2 separate regions of the Homo sapiens genome follow, and region 2 is linked to region 1. A link is a contact called in ENCODE Hi-C or POLR2A ChIA-PET data. All regions are on one chromosome and are shown on one strand. The core of a region is the stretch at or near the end of the contact, and the rest is flanking DNA. Distances in the headings are between cores, read along the strand shown. Region 1 holds the start of RCOR2 (REST corepressor 2). Region 2 holds the start of BAD (BCL2 associated agonist of cell death).

Evidence for each region. A loop is a pair of places that touch in the nucleus more often than their neighbours do. ChIA-PET counts read pairs that join two places held with the same protein, here RNA polymerase II (POLR2A). Pooled maps may share reads with other maps.
Region 2: a loop to region 1 is called in a pooled map, with 4 times the contacts of the local background. The contact joins the promoter of BAD here to the promoter of RCOR2 in region 1. A Hi-C loop is called at or near these places in 1 of 50 pooled maps. POLR2A ChIA-PET finds 5 or more read pairs at or near these places in 2 of 52 experiments (H1 and activated naive CD4-positive, alpha-beta T cell).

What each region holds. Positions count from the first base shown.
Region 1 is chr11:63,914,773-63,920,242 of GRCh38, reverse strand. It overlaps RCOR2 (REST corepressor 2), which reads left to right and starts at 3,079. Exons shown (of 12, transcript NM_173587.4): 1 at 3,079-3,913; 2 at 4,632-4,688; 3 at 4,985-5,065; 4 at 5,289-5,341; 5 at 5,427-5,470. The coding sequence starts at 3,787. RefSeq lists enhancers at 1-27, 3,339-4,002, 4,624-5,470 and silencers at 2,201-2,250, 2,928-2,987, 3,128-3,247.
Region 2 is chr11:64,280,970-64,286,511 of GRCh38, reverse strand. It overlaps BAD (BCL2 associated agonist of cell death), which reads left to right and starts at 1,847. Exons shown (of 4, transcript NM_032989.3): 1 at 1,847-1,881; 2 at 2,136-2,330. The coding sequence starts at 2,144. GPR137 (G protein-coupled receptor 137) reads right to left here and starts at 664. Exons shown (of 7, transcript NM_001170880.2): 1 at 1-664. RefSeq lists silencers at 588-1,327, 1,678-1,967.

The sequences.
Region 1 (5,470 bases), core at 1,830-4,329:
GAGAAGCCCGGTGAAGGCAAAGGGCTTCCGACACTTATTCATTCAGCAAACACTGAGTGCCTACTGTATGCCAGGCCCCGAAAGCACAGCAGCAAACAGAGCCCCTGCCCTCATGGGGACACAGCCCAGCCAGAGACAGGCAAGGAAACCACCACAGGCATCATATAGACTTGTGTCTCTGAGCTGTGTGTGTGGCAAGGGCGCTGAGTGGGACTCGGCCTGGCTAGGGCCGGCTTCCCTGGGGACTGGAGGGGTGAGGAGCCTTTTCTGGCCCAGGCAAGGGATGCAGCTTCTGGCGGAGGCCTGTGTAGGGGCTGTGCAAGACCTCAGTTTCCTCATCTGGCACACCGTAGGAAATAAATGTGCCCTGATCACACTTGCTTCCAGGCGGCCTGCGTCCTGGCCTGCAGCCCTCGAAAAGAAGGCGCTGTCGCTTCCAGTGGAAGGGTGAGCCCGAGCTCATCGGCGAAAATGGCGGGGAGGGCATTCCCGGGAGCCCTCCGGCTCGCGCCAAGCTCGGAGGTAGCTCGGGTAGGTGAGGGCCCCGGGTTCTCGGCCGCGCTGCCCAGCTTCCTTGGCCCCTTCCGCTGCCTCAGGCTGCAGGAGAGGAGGGGCTGGTCCCCGGGCTGCCTCTCCTTCCCTCCCCTCCCACACCCCCATGTTCCTGGCCACGTGGCACCTCTGTGCCCCAGGCCTGGGGGAGGACGATTTCTGACCTGGGGACAAGTGGAGCCAGGGAAAGGTGGGTGGGATCTGGGATAACCGCGGAGCCCGGATCCGGTGGCGCAGCCCCGCCCCGCAGCCCCGGGGCGGCAGGGAGGGGGTGCTGTCTCTTTAAGAGCCTTCATGCTGCTGGGAGCAGATGGCCAGGCCGGCCGGGGCCCCTTGTCCTTTGTGTGGCTTCGCACAAAAGAGGGGGCCAGCTGGGGAGGGGGCGGCTGTAGCAGGTGGGAGGGGTGGGGCCTTGCCCCTCCCCCTTCTAACCCTGCACCCTTGCCCCTCCATGAGGGGGTTCTTCACTAGGAATGCGCCTTCCCTCTGGACCCCGTGGCCCCCACAGTCGCCCCCAAACTCCTAGGACACACTTCCTGTGTCGTGGCCCACCTCCTAGGCAGAAGCCTCATTGCATCAGGGCCTAGGGACTCTCCCAACCCCCGCCCCAAGGAATAAACCTCCCCTCCCTGTCCCCACCTCCAGAGCAGAGTCTTCCTTTGGCCCAGAGTGCCTGGCTCTAGATAGAAATGAAGAGAATGAGGTTCTTAGGAGGCGGGGAAGAGGGATGCTGGGCCGGAGGGAATCCAGTGGCTGGGGATCCCTGCTAGAGAGACTGGGGGTACCTGGGGCAGCCCTGGAGTAGGGAGGCAAGAAATAAGCAGGATGCTGAGCCTGGGGGTGCAGGTTTGAGTCTGGGAAGGAGGCAAGGGGGATGGGGGACTCAACTGAGGCCCTGCCTAATAGGGGGCGGGGGCAAGATGGAAGACAGCACCGTAGGAGAGGCTGGTGTGCAGCAATGGTTGCCTGCCAGGCAGGAGGGGACAGAAATGAGAGTCTCTCCAAAGGGTGGAGGTGCTGGGGACAGGGATGGCGCCCTGCCACTTAGGAGGGGTCGGCCTGGGAAGACTCTCAGTCTTGAATCAGACCTCCTTAGCTCAGACCAGCCCCTGGTCCATTCATTCTCCTTTGTCCAGACCTCCCCACCCTGGGGCTTGGTGCCCAATCCATGATTTAAGAGGAGGATAAAGGCCCCGTAGCCCTGGCCCGAGGTGTGGCGGGCAACGTGGCCGCTGGCTGGGTGGCCCCATGTGGCTCGACGGCGCAGCAGCCGGGTGGGGTCGAGCCTGGCTTTCCCTGGCTGTCCGCAGGAGTCCCCGGGAACAAGCGGCCCCAGCCGGGTCGTGGCCCGACCGCAACACCCCGGCCACTCGGCCGCAGGCAGCGGGTGGGGGCAGGGATCCCTGGCTGGGCCCTAGGCTGCTTCTAAATTTAGGAATCTGATTACAGAGTGGACCAGGAAGGGAAGGGAGAGGAGGGCGCGAGTGCGGGCTCGGCTCAGTCTGGGCACAGCGGGGTGTGCCTGGGTGGAGGTGTGTCCAGGAGACTGGGGCTCCGGGTGGGAGGGGCGGCGGGCGGGGGCTTCAGCTTGTGTGCGCTGCAGCACGTGCCCCGGGCGGCGGGGACGGGCACGGGCGCAGCTCGCAGGCTCGGAGCCGCCGCCGGTGTGTGCGCTGGCTCTTTGTGTGCCTGGCAGGGTGGCTGGGTCTGGCTTTGAAAGTCTCTGCCCACCCCCTCCCCCATCTCCGTCTGTGCCGCTCTACCCGCTTCCCTGTCTGTCACTCTGCCCGTGCTTGTCCGGGGGGAGGGGGATGCTGCTTCCAGCTGGGGTGACAGTGAACCCAGTGGGGAGGAGACCCAGCTCCTCTCTCCCCTGCAGCCCAGACCTTCCCCTACACCTCCCACTCCCCATCCCTCAGCCCTTGCTACCACTGTTTAGGGGTGCATACTGCAGCAGTTAAAGGGAATTGGGGCGACCCTTGGGGACCCACAGATCCACCAGAAGCCAGCCTCTGGCTGGGTAGCTCTTGGAGGAATTCATTCCTTGCCTGTCCAGCCTCCCATCCGTTCTGGCCCCCAAGGGCGCATAAGGGGGGTCCCCCCTGCGGAAGGGGGGGCGGGGAGTTCCTTGGCAGGAAGGGAAATGGAAGGAAAAGCTGGGCTCCACCCGGGCGGGCGGGCAGGCGGCCCCAGGGCCCCCGGGGCAGGCGGCAGTAACCCGAGCCCACTGGTGTGTGGTGTTGGTGTGCGCGTGGGTGGGGCTGACCCCTGGCTACTCCTGGGGGGCAGTGGGGTCTCCCCCAGGGGCAAGTCTGGGAGCCCAGGGACGCGAGGGGAGCCCCCGCAGCGGGACGCGCGCCCCACCAGGGTCCTGATCCCACCCCCTGGAGGTCTGGCCCCGGCCCCCTGGCCCCGCCCCCCGGGCCCTCCCTCCCACCCCAGGGCCAGATGTTCAGCTGGCGGAGGCATCGGCTGGGGGAGGGGTGCTGAGGCCGCAGCCGGCACTACTTCCCTGCCAGCAGCTTCATTGTGTGCGCGAGGAGCGAGCGGCGGCGGAGAGCGGGCGAGCAAGCGGCATCCCGAGCGCGGCGGGGAGAGCGAGCGCGCCGGGGAGGGTGCGAGGCGGCACCCGCGGCTGCGCTCCGCCCGCCTCCCGGCAACTCTGCCCAGCGCCGCGCGCCGTGCGCGCCGTCCCGCCGCCGTCGCCGCCGCCGCCGCCGCCGGTGCCCCGGCCGGCTGCCGTCGCGGGCAGGGGTCTGCTTAGGACACGGGTCCCCGCCCGGGGACTGGGGCATCCCCGGCGCAGCTGAGAGGCGCAGAGCCCGGGGGGCGCAGATTGCGCTCCAGCGCCCAGCCGCTGAACGGCGTGGGCAGGTGGGCGGTGGGGTTCCAGGGCGCCCCGAGGACAGGGGGCCCCGACTTCAGGGGAACCCCAACCCTGAGGGGCGTACATAGTAATCACGCCCCAGCCGCACCGGACCTTGCGCTCATCCCTTGCGTCCCCCACTTCTGCACAAACTTTTCTGACGCCCTGGCTCGTGGGGGTCGTGGAGAGCGCTGGGGCTACCAGGTGGGCTCCCACCCCGCCGGACCCTAGCCACGCTGACCTCCTGCCTCTCCTAACCTCAGTGGCGACCTCTCCAGGCCGGGCCGGGCTCGGCACTCGGAGCGAGTGCGGCAACCACTGTCGCTCTCCGAAGGCTCCTGCGCCCCCCGGGGCAGCTGGGCGGGGTAATGCCCTCAGTGATGGAGAAGCCGAGCGCGGGCTCTGGGATCCTGTCCCGTAGCCGGGCCAAGACGGTGCCCAACGGCGGACAGCCCCACTCGGAGGATGACAGCAGCGAGGAGGAGCACTCGCACGGTGAGCCCGGTGGCCTAGGGTTAAAGGCGCGCCGGCCTGGGGGGAGCGGAGTGGGGCGGGAGGGGGAAGAGTTGCAGACCACGAGCCTGTTACACTGATGGCTCCTGCCTCTCCTGGATTGGAGCCTCTGCGTTGCTTCTCCCACAAACCCAGGCTGCCGGCACAGCCAATCTGGAACCTGGGCCCCTAGCTGCTGTGGAGGCGTCCTGCCGGCCCCTGCCCTGCCCTCACCCCCTCAGGGACCGAGGCATCCCTCCCTTGCATAGAGTGGGTCCCTCATACCTTGCCACCTTGCAGGGGACTGAGGTCTGGCTGGAGCAGGGACTGGAGAGACACCTCCACACAGAGCTGTGAGGCTCCTGTGGTGGGAAGGAGCCTTGGGTTCCTTGCAGGGCTGTGGTCCAGGTCTAGGGGCTGCCCTCCAACCCCGCTCCCCTCCCCCGGAACAAAGCACCCTGCTTGGCCTGGGCTCTAAAACTGTCCCCTTGTCCACCCTCCAGCCCCAATGGCCATGGCTGGACAGGGTCTTTTCCTCTTCCAGTCCCTTCTGTGGCTGCAGGTAACTGGGGTACAATGAGGGAAAAGTGAGCCTCCTGGAAGGTGGGGGCCCTGGGTGGTCAGGAAGGAGAACTCCAGGCCGGCCACCTCCCCCGCCCGCCACATCCTCCCTCCCGCCCGCCCTCCCTGGAGTCCTGACTGCCTCCCCCTGGCTCCACAGACAGCATGATCCGCGTTGGAACCAATTACCAGGCCGTAATTCCGGAGTGCAAGCCTGGTGAGCCGCAGGACAGGCTGTGAAGTGGGGTGGGGGTGGAGGCCCGGGGCTTGGCCTGCAGCCCCACCTGGGGCGCCCTTGATTGGCTCCCCTGGAAGGGCAGGCTGGCAGGGGTGGGTGGCCCCCCAGCATGGTTTGCTTTCCTGCCCTGCCTTCCTGTCTGGGTCTCTGCCCCTCCTTCCCTTCTGGGCCTCAACCTCCCTGGCTCCACTCCTCTGCTGCCCTCTGGCCATGGGTCTAGGCTTGTGCCACCAGGCTGATCTGAGTGTCTTCCCTCCTGCTCCTCGGCCTTTCAGAGAGCCCCGCACGCTACAGCAACAAGGAGCTGAAGGGGATGCTGGTGTGGTCACCCAACCACTGTGTGTCAGATGCCAAGCGTGAGTGGGGCACAGCCCTGGGAGGTGGGGGCTTGGGTTCATCCCAGCTCCAAGCTAGCTCTTCTCAGAAGGGGGCTGGAAGCTGAGGTGTTCGTGGGTCCAACCCTTGCCCTGGGGCTCGTGTTCAGGGACCTGGCCGTTGTGGGGTGGTCCCTTTCTGGACAGGCCTGGGTTAGGAGCTATAACCCCCTTCACCAAGACCCTGCCCCTGCTGCCCCTGCAGTTGACAAGTACATTGCGATGGCCAAGGAGAAGCATGGCTACAACATTGAGCAGGTGAGCCTTGGCCCCCAGGGACTTGGGAATGGGGTGGAACGGTGCCGGGGCAGCTCAGGCTCAGCTGCCCCTTGCCCCGGGCCAGGCGCTGGGCATGCTTCTGTGGCATAAGCACGATGTGGAGAAGTC
Region 2 (5,542 bases), core at 598-3,097, 370 kb before region 1:
GCCTGAATCCCGGAGACAGACAAGGAGGGACTGTCGGCGGGACCAGGGAAATAAATACGGAGGGGTGGGAATTGCAGGGTGCAGAGAGGGAGATGGGGCGCTCAGGAGGAAAGAAGTTGTGGCTGACAGGCCCCTCCTCCTCAACAGAGAGACCCTTGCCCTTGGGGAACACAGGCAGCCTGGGCCCCAGGCCCCTCACTCAGGGGCATGGAAGGGCAGTCTCTTTTCTCCAGGACAGACCGGATAGGGGTTGGGGGTGTCTCCTCCCTGGGCCTACCCCAGAGCCAAGGATGGGGGGATGCAGAGGCCCAAGGAGAGGACTCCCTGGCCTCGGTCGTTCATGTCGTCCTGGGTGGAGGGGGAGAGCCGGCTGATACCCGTCGGGTCAGGGCAGCGGCCGCTGCGAGGGGCGCCCAATGCCCCGCTCTCCCCCTCCCCAAGCTGGGGGAGGCTCTCTCTCCTCCAATAATGCGGATGGGGAGGGCCTCTGCCTCCTGTCCTCGTAATTCTCGAAAGCTGCCCCCGCCCCACCCTCCCCCACCGCGTCCACGCTCCAGCCTCAAGGGGAGGGAGGAGGCGGACGCCAGGTCCTCAGGCCGCTGATGGGAGAGCCGGCTCAGGTCGTGGGGACCCGGGGCTCCGGCTCCCCGGCTCCCGCTGCTCCGCCCCCCTCCCCCTCCGCGCCTGCGCGGGCGCCGTTCGCTACGCAAATTGCGCAGCGGCCCGGCTGGCTCCGCAGTCCAGCGCCGCACCCGGCGTGAAACCGTACGAGAATTGGCGCGAGCTGCGCCGCTGGCGGGCGCCCGGGGTTACGGGAGGCGGCAGGAGGGCGGCCGAGTTGCGGGGGCCGTGCCGCATCCAGGGGGTCCCCGGGTGGGCCGTGCCCCGTGCCGCCCGCCTTTACTTGTATGGGGGTCCGCCAGTTCCCACGCTCCTCTCTCCTATACCCAAATCGGGGTCGTGCCGCCCGGCCGGGGGCGGCAACGGATTCCCGTCCCTCGGTCTCTGAAGAAAACTTCCGCCCATAGCCAAGATGGCCCCCGGGCCCCGCCCCCGGGCCTGAACCCGCGGAGCCCCGAATCCCCCGCGCGGGCCCGCCCCTCGCCCCGGCGCGCCCGCGGCCCTGCTCACCTGGCCGGCCGCCTGCCAGGCGTGAAGCCCCCACGGGCCCTACGGTCCTCCCTCACCGGGTCCCCGGCCCTCCTCCCGCGCCCGGGCAGCCATCCCAGCCAGGGAGGAGGTTCCTTTCCTTATCTCCAGTGCCCCCGAGATGGCGCGGGAGGTGTCCCCCGAGGCGGGCGGCGCGAAGCTTCCGCGCCTGGGAGGAGGAGCGGGGAGCGGGACTTTCCGACCGGGCACCCAGTCCAGGCGGAGCGGTAACAATAGCAACAATAATCACATCCGACGGCTGAGCTTCAGTTGTGGCTGTGCCAAGCGCCTTCGCCCGCAGTAATCACTCCCTTCACAAAGTTTTCACTGGCTCCCGGGGGAGCTGTCACTATCCCCACTTCACTGGGGGGAAACTAAGGCCCAGAGGGGCTGAAGGACTTGTTGGCAGAAGTGGGTCTCCAGGTTCCAAATGGGGACCCCAGAGAATCCCTCTCCTGCTCCCACACACGCCCAAGGTGTGAGGCAGCGAGGATGTGAGCCCCGGGGCCGAAGGAGGGAGGAAAAAGGATGCGGACGAGGAGCCTTGGATCCGGCGGGGGGGCGGGGCCGGGCCGGGTTGACCCCGCCTCTGGACCTACCCGAGTGACGTTCCGAGAGGTGATTGGGCCAGGTCGCTGACAGTTCCCGTTGCCCAAGCAACTAGGGCCCGGAGCCCGGGGTGCTGGAGGGAGGCGGCAGGCCCGGGTCAGGGGCCTCGAGATCGGGCTTGGGGTGAGACCTGTGCGCCGTCACCACGGGCGGGGCGGGGCCTGGGTCCACCGGGGTTCTGAGGGGAGACTGAGGTCCTGAGCCGACAGCCTCAGCTCCCTGCCAGGCCAGACCCGGCAGACAGATGAGGGCCCAGGAGGCCTGGCGGGCCTGGGGGCGCTACGGTGGGAGAGGAAGCCAGGGGTACCTGCCTCTGCCTTCCAGGGCCACCGTTGGCCCCAGCTGTGCCTTGACTACGTAACATCTTGTCCTCACAGCCCAGAGCATGTTCCAGATCCCAGAGTTTGAGCCGAGTGAGCAGGAAGACTCCAGCTCTGCAGAGAGGGGCCTGGGCCCCAGCCCCGCAGGGGACGGGCCCTCAGGCTCCGGCAAGCATCATCGCCAGGCCCCAGGCCTCCTGTGGGACGCCAGTCACCAGCAGGAGCAGCCAACCAGCAGCAGCCATCATGGAGGTAAGTACCCCACCACCTCCACCTGCCGGGACACCTCACCCCCAGCCCACTGGCTCCCTGCATCCCAGTTGCATCCACAGGCACTGAATGCTTTGGGTCGGTCCCCAAACTCTCAGAGCCCCAGTTTCCTCTTTCGTAAAACAGCAATTAATAACCACCATTGTAGGACTGTTGAGTTAATTAGCAGGAACATATAGGATGCACTTGATTACAGAGCTGGTGCACATTAAAGCTAAAAAATGGTTGCTGCCGGGCGTGGTGGCTCACACCTGTAATCTCAGCACTTTGGGAGGCCAAGGCAGGAGGATCGCTTGAGCCCAGAAGTTCAAGGCCAGCCTGAGTGACTTAGGGAGACTCCAGCTCTTAAAATACATATATATATATATAGCAGCTATTAGTGTGGGGTTAGGACAGAAATCAGTGACAGGCAGGCAGTGATCCGAAAAGGAAAAGGGGCCTGCCTAAGGCCACACCTTCCTGGTGTTTCTTTCCTTAGAATGTGGGGGCTGGAAGCCTCCTTGGTGCCCTGCCCCAGGCTACATGCTTTCCCTGGGATTAGGCCTTCCAGCTCCCAGATGTGTTCTTTCTTGCCCTGTGGCTCGTACCCACAGCAGGACTGTCCTGGCACAGTGGCCAGGGGCAGATGACCTCAAGGGGCAGACAGTCCTCCCAGACAGCAGGGCTGTGTGGGGTGAGAAGCACAGGCTCCAAGATGGAAGGATGGACACTGGGGTTCTATGTCCATTTCTCAGTAGGCTCTAGCACCCCTGTGCCCAGCACTGGCCTTGGCACCTGGAACAACAACAGATATCTTCTGAACACAAAAACCAGGTCAAGCTGGGTGGGGTGGCACATGTCTGTAGTCCCAGCAACTCAGGAGGCTGGCTTGAGCCCAGGAATTCAAGACCAGCCTGGGCAACATAGCCAGACCCCATCTCTAAAAATAGAAAACTAGGTCATGTCACTCTGGCACTGCAGCTTAAAAGACCTCCTCCCCATTTTCAGGATTAAGAAGGCTTAAGAGGCCTCTTTCCCCTCGCTCTCTTACGGATAAACACCCACACTCGATTCTCTCAGATTGGACCCCATAGCTTGCTTTCTTTTTTTCTGTTTGTTTTGTTTTGTTTTGAGACAGGGTCTCGCTCTATCACCCAGGAGGGAGTACAGAGGTGCGATCTCAGCTCACTGCAGCCCGGAACTTCTGGGCTTAAGTGATCCTCCCACGTAACTGGGAATACAGGTGTGTGGACCACACCCAGTTAATTTATTTTTTACTTTTTCTTTTTTTTTTTTTTTTTTTCCTGAGACGGAGTCTCACTCTGCTGCCCAGGCTGGGGTGCAGTGGTGCAATCTCGGCTCACTGCAACCTCTGCCTCCTGGGTTCAAGCAGTTCTCCTGCCTCAGCCTCCAGAGTAGCTGGGACTACAGGCGCGTGTCACCATGCCGGGCTAATTTCTTGTATTTTTATTAGAGATGGGGTTTCACCGTGTTAGCCAGGGTGGTCTCCATTTCCTGACCTCGTAATCCACCCGCCTCAGCCTCCCAACAGTGTTGGGATTACAGGCGTGAGCCACCATGCCCAGCATTTTTCACATTTTCATGAGATGAGGGCAGGGGCGGGGTCTCCTTTTGTTGCCCAGGCAGGCCTCAAACTCCTGGGCTCAAACGATCCTCCTGCCTCAGCCTCCAGAACAGCTGGGACCACAGGTGCATGCCACCACACCAGCTCATTTTTTATTTTTTGTAGAGGTGGGGTCTTGCTTTGTTGCCCAGTCTTGTCTCGAATTCCTGGGCCCAAGCAATCCTCTCACCTTGGCCTCCCAGACTGTTGAGATTACTGGCGTGAGCCACCATGCTCAGCCTCCACAGCTTTCTTTAACTTCCTGAGCTTGCACTTGGCCATTTTTCTGCTCACAAACTTCCCCTGCTCTCTGCCCCCCACACACACTCAGCATTCACTCGCGCCACACAGTGAGTGCTCACCGTGTGACACAGGCTGTTCCAGTTGCTAGGGGGCCTCGGTGAACCCAAGCGTCAGGAATCCTTGCCCTTGTGGAGCTTACCTTCTAGTGAGCTGGTGGGGCCATGAGCAAACAAGCACAAAAGCATCCTATCATGCGTGAGAAGATTTGTATGGGGGCAGCATGTAAAAGAGTTAAGAGAGGCCGGGCGCGGTGGCTCACGCCTGTAATTCCAACACTTTGGGAGGCCTAGGTGGGCGTATCACAAGGTGAAGAGATGGAGACCATCCTGGCCAACATGGTGAAACCCCATCTCTACCAAAAATACAAAAATTAGCTGGGCATGGTGGCGCGCACCTATAGTCCCAGCTACTCGGGAGGCTGAGGCAGGAGAATCGCTTGAACCCGGGAGGCGGAGGTTGCAGTGAGCCAAGATCGTGCCACTGCACTCCAGCCTGGCGACAGAGTGAGACTCATCTCAAAAAAAAGAGTTAAGAGAATCCGGAGTCACAGGGGCGGGGGGAGTGATGGTAGCAGAGGTGGTCAGCACTCACCTTGGTGAGAAGCACCACTGGAGCCAAGGCCACAGGGATGATGGGAAGAGAGTTCCAGGCAGAGAGAAGGGCAGATGGTAAGGCCTCGAGGGCAACACCTGCTCCTGGCTAGGGTGGGCCTAGGGGAGGGGGTTTAGGAAAGGGTATTTGGAGACCTAAAGTTGAAGGTCATTCTAAGGACTCTGGCATTGCCTTTGAGTAAAAACCTGGAAAGGATTTGAGCAGAGGCAGCATGGTCAGATTTAGACATTCAGAGAGTCACCAGGGAGGTGGTGAGAAGTAGCTGATCCCTGGATTTATTTTTAAAGCAGAACTGGCAGGATCTGCTGATGGACTGGATGTGGGGTGCGAGGGAAAGAGAGGAGTCAGGATGATGCCAAGGAATTTTAAAAAAACTATTAGGCTGGGCGCGGTGGCTCACGCCTATAATCCCAGCACTTTGGTAGTTCGAGGTGGGCAGATCATGAGGTCAGGAGATAGAGACCATTCTGGCTAACACGGTGAACCCCGTCTCCACTAAAAATACAAAAAATTCTCTGGGCGTGGTGGTGGGCGCCTGTAGTCCCAGCTACTCTGGAGGCTGAGGCAGGAGAATGGCGTGAGCCCGGGAGGCGGAGCTTGCAGTGAGCAGAGATTGCACCACTGCACTCCAGCCTGGGTGACAGAGCAAGATTCCGTCTCAAAAAAAAAATTATTA